Regions from separate parts of the Mus musculus genome. Here region 2 is linked to region 1. A link is a loop called in an ENCODE intact Hi-C map of the cell type or tissue named here. Cell type or tissue: gastrocnemius. All regions are shown on one strand. Each heading gives the region's core, and the rest is flanking DNA. Links, peaks and the distances in the headings are about the cores only.

The links. A loop is a pair of places that touch in the nucleus more often than their neighbours do. Peaks named below come from ENCODE experiments on the same cell type or tissue, not always from the same donor. Only the 100,000 strongest peaks of a DNase experiment are listed, where the experiment ranks them.
Region 2: a loop joins it to region 1, with 6 times the contacts of the local background. A loop is called at or near these places in 30 of 42 quality-filtered maps.

The regions. Positions count from the first base shown.
Region 1 is chr7:99,799,496-99,802,400 of GRCm38, forward strand. No RefSeq gene overlaps it. Among named protein-coding and RNA genes, the nearest start is that of Neu3, 27 kb to the right of the region's middle. In gastrocnemius, for the core only: no CTCF peak of the experiment used is centred there; no DNase peak of the experiment used is centred there.
Region 2 is chr7:99,658,227-99,661,131 of GRCm38, forward strand. Slco2b1 (solute carrier organic anion transporter family, member 2b1) reads right to left here. Exons shown (of 14, transcript NM_001252530.1): 13 at 2,878-2,905; 14 at 1-1,950. The coding sequence ends at 1,815. Among named protein-coding and RNA genes, the nearest start is that of Gm25409, 5.9 kb to the left of the region's middle. In gastrocnemius, for the core only: a CTCF peak has its summit at 1,291 (motif pointing right); a DNase peak (open chromatin) is centred at 1,308.

The sequences.
Region 1 (2,905 bases), core at 276-2,775:
CATGGACAGACACAAGGACCCCTATCCCTACCAGAGACAAGAGCAGGACCCAGACAGGGACTGGAGAATAATCTCACCATGGCTCTTTCCTGAATGCTTCACAGAGGCCATCTGAGGTCCTCTCACCAGCCAAGAGGTTAACATGGTTGTGCCCGATTTTCAGAGGAGGAAAGGCAAGTCTAGAGTTTAACGTATTGCCCGAGTTCTAAAAATTAAAGGAGAATGGAGAGAGGAGAGAAAAAACAAAAAAGCCGGAACTGTAATTAAGACTTAAAATGGGCAGTGGTGGTGCACACCTTTAATCCCAGCACTCAGCAGACAGAGGCTGGCAGATCTCTGAGTTCGAGGTCAGCTTGGTCTACACAGCAAATTTGAGGACAGACAGCAGGGCTATACAGAGAACTCCTGTCTTGAAAAGCAAAAACAAAAACAAAAATAACCACACAAAACTCACAAGACTTAAGAACCTTTCCTTCTTGAGATAGGGAGGTAGCTTAGTTGGTAAAGTGCTTGCCATACAATCCCAAAGACCTGAAGACCAAGGTTCAGTTTCACAGAATGCTTTTTAAAACAACAACGATGACAACAAAAACCTGGGCAGAGCAGATCTTAGCACTGGGCAGACACACAGGAAGATCCCTGGGGCTCACTGGAACGTTAGCCTTGTCAATCAGTAAACGCCGGGTTCAGTGGGAGATTCTGTCTCAAAAAATAAGGTGGAGAGCTACTGGGGATGACAGCCAATAGCAGTGTCTGGCCTGCGCTCTCTCTCTCTCTCTCTCTCTCTCTCTCTCTCTCTCTCTCTCTCACACACACACACACACACACACACACACACACACACCTTTACTCTCCTCCCAGCTTCTTCCTAATTCCCAGCATCTCTCACCCCACACTGTTCTGTTCAGTAAAGTTCTGTACAACAGTCAACATTCTCCTAAGCATCATTGAAGTACTTCCCTCCCTCCCTTGAAACTTTGTCACAGAAAATATATTTTAATGACCCCTGCCCTCAGGCCACAGAGCCCACAGCCAAGCCCAGAGGGAGGCCTCTCTTCCCTGCAGTCTAGACTTCTCCACGTTTAAGCAGATGTATCCCAGACCCAAGCTAAGTGGGCTTAGCCTGACACACAGGCCTAGATCAACCTAGGCTCCCACAAAGAAGCCAGACTCGGACTTTCCAACCTTGACCTTTTAGGCAGCTGTGATTGCTGTTATCTCAGATACTCAAAATCAGGATTTCCCAAAAGGTACTTCTGGGCTTATTACATGGCTTAAAATTACCAGGTAGCTGAATTTAAGCCCCATGTGCCTTCAGCCAGGCACAGAAGCGCTGTGCTGGATAGTTTTCTGTCAACTTGACACAAGTTAAAGTCTTCTGAGAGGGGGGAACCCTTAATCTTTCAATTAAGAAAACGCCTCCATAAGATCAGGTTGTAGCAGCCGGGCAGTGGTGTGTAGCAGCCGGGCAGTGGTGGCACACGCCTTTAATCCCAGCACTTGGGAGGCAGAGACAAGTGAGTTTCTGAGATCAAGGCCAGCCTGGTCTACAGAGTGAGTTCCAGGACAGCCAAGGGCTACACAGAGAAACCATGTTTCAAAAAACAAAAACAAACAAACAAAAAGAAAAGGATCAGGCTGTAGGGCATTTCCTTAATGATTGATGAGGGGTGATGCCACCGGGGATGGTGGTCCTGCTAAGCAAGCCATAGGAGTAAACCAGTAAGCAGCACTTCTCCATGGCCTCTGCATCAGCTCCTGCCTCCAGGTTCCAGCCCTGCTTGAGTTCCTGTCCTCACTTCTTCAGTGATGAACCATGATGGGGAAACATAAGCTAAATAAACCCTTCCCTCCCCAAGCTCCTTTGATCTTAATCATTGTATTTCAGCACAGCAATAGAAACCTGAAGACAGCAGTAGTTCTCCCAAGGACAGCCACCCACCTGAGCTAAATTTTGAGTCCCAGCTAGCAGCATTTGGCCTTAGCTCTCCCAACAGGTACACACATGCCTGCAAGCCAGGACCTTTGTCGGAACCCATTGAGATCAATGGCGTCTTGAGGCCTGCCCTAGAGCCTGGTTCTGGGTTGGTTCAAGGCCTGTGACCACCTACTGAAATTCCTAGGGCACTGGATGTTCCTTAGCATCGAAAGTATTGATGGACACCTACCCACAATGCCCTTCTCCAAAGATGTGAATAAACCGCAGCGTTCTCCAGAGGAGCATCCTCACAGAGGATGGGGAAGGATGTTTTTTTATGTAAGGGACTGGGCTCTGGCCTTCATATCTCTCGCCCCCTTCAGATCTTCTCCGATTCCTTTTGTAACCACCATACTGGTTTTTGGAAGCATCAGCGTCCAATCACAAGTCCCAGGTTAAATGTGCTCACCCTTAGCATTCCTTAATAACAACATAGCAGATGCAACCTGGAATACTAGCCAGGCATCTGGAAGAGCTTCTGTCTTGGTTCATTTCCTATTTCTGTAGTGAGACACTATGCACAGACAACTGTAGAAGAAAGTTTATTTGGGGCATACAATTTTAGAGGGTAAGTCCATCACCATTGTGGCTGGGAGCATGGCAGCAGGCAGGCAGGCATGGCACTGGACAGTATCTGAGAACTTACATCTTGATTCATAAACATGAGGTACATAGAGGTGACTGAGAACAACATGGGCTTTTGAAACATAAAACCCCACCCTCAACCCCAAGAAAACATCTCCAGCGACGCACCTCCTCCAACAAAGCCACACCTCCTAATCCTCCCCAAACAGTTCCATCAACTGGGGACAAAGTATTCAAATATTTGAGCCTATGGGGCTATTCCTATTCAAAGCATCACAGCATGGGTGGGTATGTAGCTCAGCATGGGTGGGTATGTACCTCAGCTTGGGGTCCTGTTCATGG
Region 2 (2,905 bases), core at 256-2,755, 140 kb before region 1:
ATTACTAGAGGAAATAAGCTAGTCAGAGGGAAAATTAGACTGGAATATAAAGGCAGGAGACAATGCAGGATGCCAGGGTAGATTAACCCGGTGAGGCTGAAGTCTAAATAACTGGAAGCGATGTGGCTGACGCAAACCTCTAATGCAGTTTAGAAGGATAAATTTTTGTCGTGGAAGAGTCATTATGCAGAGACAAATTTAATAATCAGCTGTATGTATACAGCCAGGCTATTCCTGTACAAACTGGGAAACAGGAAAATAGACAGAATGGAAACCCGCTAACAGACTTGTCTTGGTGAAAGTGACTTCAAAATTCTTGGCACTGATTAGTGTAGGCTCAGGCACTGGTTAAACACTCAACTGTGGGAAATTCAGCAACCAGGCTCATCTCTTTGTCCTCCTCCTCTTCTCCTCTTTCCTTCTCTCTATTCTTTGTTGAGACATTCACATGTAGTCCAGGTTAGACTCAAACTCACTATGGAGCTGAGTGAAAAATACATTGTATTGAACTTCTGATCTAGTCTCTAAATGCTAGGTCACAGATGCGTGCCACCATGCCTGACAGGAATGAGACTTCTATAGTCCCTTCTTTTGCACTGGGAACAAGTACCCCAGCTAAGGCTAAGAGCTGGCACACAGGTAGGGAGGCTGCTGGTAGCTCCTTACCTCCCTTCCTAGCCACACAGGTGGGGCGTGTAGCATTACCAGGCCAGGCTGGGAGTAGATCAGGGCTTTCTCTTCTACTGCCTGGAAGCAACTGGGTCAGATGAGCCTAGCCAGAAAGCAGGACAAGGCCTGACTTGGAAAAGAATTGGGGGTTCCAGGGATCTGATCCAAGGATGCTGCACGATGCAGAGCTTGGCTTTGCTCTTCTCTGCCCTGAGACCTCACATCGGTCCAGAGACCTCACAGAACCAGACGGCACCCCTGACTTGGCTACGACAGTATCAGGTATTAGTTACAAAGTCCTGGGGATATGGACTAGGTTTCTATTCCCAAAAGCTACAGTGACTTTGATGGTCCCTGGTCAAACGTGCGAGATCTTGACAATATACATTTAGTAGGAGCAGGTCCCGATATAAAGTGGTCTCTGAAGTTAAAAGGTCTCTGAAAGAAAGGATAAACCTCCATTTCCCAACTGTGGCTCCCTGATGACAAAAGCTGCGACATTCTGAATCAAAGAATCCCTCGCCTGCTCCAGCTAAAATTCCCACCCACACACGTCAATCAAATAGTGTCCTCCCTCCTGCATTTGGAAATCTCCTTAATCTCATCTCTGAACTCTGCCTCCAGGGGGCGCCAAATAGACACTACTTGAAGGCCGCTGGGGCTTGGGGAGGAGGCCTTGACTGCACAGATGTGCACAGCTGGAGCCTAAGAGAGAGCATGGAGAGGGTCTCCACAAGTGGCAGAGCCGGGCTGAGGCACTGGGTGGAGCACAGCATGGTCTAGTCTGTCTAACTCCCTGTTCTAGAATCAGGGGAGAGAGGTGCCGTATAGCTCCTCCCCACCACTGAAGCTAGGTTCCAGGTTGGCCATCTGGCTGGGGGAGGAATGGGGATGGCCCTCTTGCTTGAGAAATGGCCAACACAGTGACTCCTTGGTGCCAAAGAGCAAGCAAGGCCAGAAGTGTGTTCAAAGTCACTTCACAGTTTAGTAGAGGACCCTCAGGCACTGGACGGTGGTGCTTCCGATACCGTGGGTGCTGATTTGCCCATTGTTGGCAAACGCTCAGAGGATGCCACTCCTGGTCAGGGTGGGGCTGGGACCGTCAACCTCCTGGAATCCTTAGGCTTCTTCTCTGGTCCTGATGCTTATAGCTGTTGTAGTTCCGAGCTCTTTACAGTGGTCCTGGTGCTGGCCTCTCTGCTCTGTTGCCTCAAGATGGCCAAAACTAAGGTAAAGCACACCAGGGATCCACTTTTGAAGAAGAACTGGAGGCCTATGAATCTGAGGGAAGAACGAGAAACCTTGAACTCAGGAGCCCACGCCTCAGGTACTTGTTAGCCTCAGCGTGGGGATGGTAGAGTCAGTAGACCGGGTGCAACTATGTACTGAGGCCTGGAGAGGGGGGAAGCTCTGCAGGGACCCTGGGGTGTGTCGGGGAGAGATTAAACATCCCTCTTACTTTGTCACTGACAGAAGGATGACCCAGGCTAGCCCTACATATCCTAAAAGCAGGATTCCCCTTTCCCACCTAACTCCTGAAGACCCCTGTTTGGCTTTTCCTTTGCAGAGAAGCCTCCCTAGACAGTCCCAGACTGCAGGAACTGTGTCCTGTGGCTCAGAGACAGAGGCAGCCACTCCCCAGCTGGCTCTTGTCTTGTTTCAAGTCCTTCTACATCTACCTAGCCTATGTTATCCATTCCTGCCTTTGAGCTCCTCTGAGCTCTCCATTGTACAGATAGGAAGACTGAGCCCCAGGGGGAGGGTAAGGACTGTCTGCTGACTGATAGCTTAGAGGAGAGATATGGCTCTGTCATTTATAAGAGCCTGGGGTCTCTTTCTTTAACTGTCATTTTCCTCATTGGGGAGCTATCCAGCATGGATGCGTATGTGGGAAATCCCAGCACTTAAAAGGCTGAGGTGGGAGGACTGTTGTGGGTTCAAGGTCAGCCTGGCTGCTCTAGTGAGATCAAGAACAGCATGGGCATAAAATGAGGTCATGACTCAAAAAAAAAAAGAAAGTATCCAGGGTTTAGTGGCACACGCCTGTAATCCCAGTGATTGAGAGGCAGAGGCAGGAAGGTTGGGAATTCAAGGCCAGCTTCAGTTATACGGTGAATTCCAGACCAGCTAGATGAGAGCTCTCTAGAGGCAGTCTCTAACTTGCAGGATGGGTGTGCTCTGACATGAACTTCCCACCCTGGTGCTTACCGGTTTCGGAGCAGGTCATGGTCGTAGT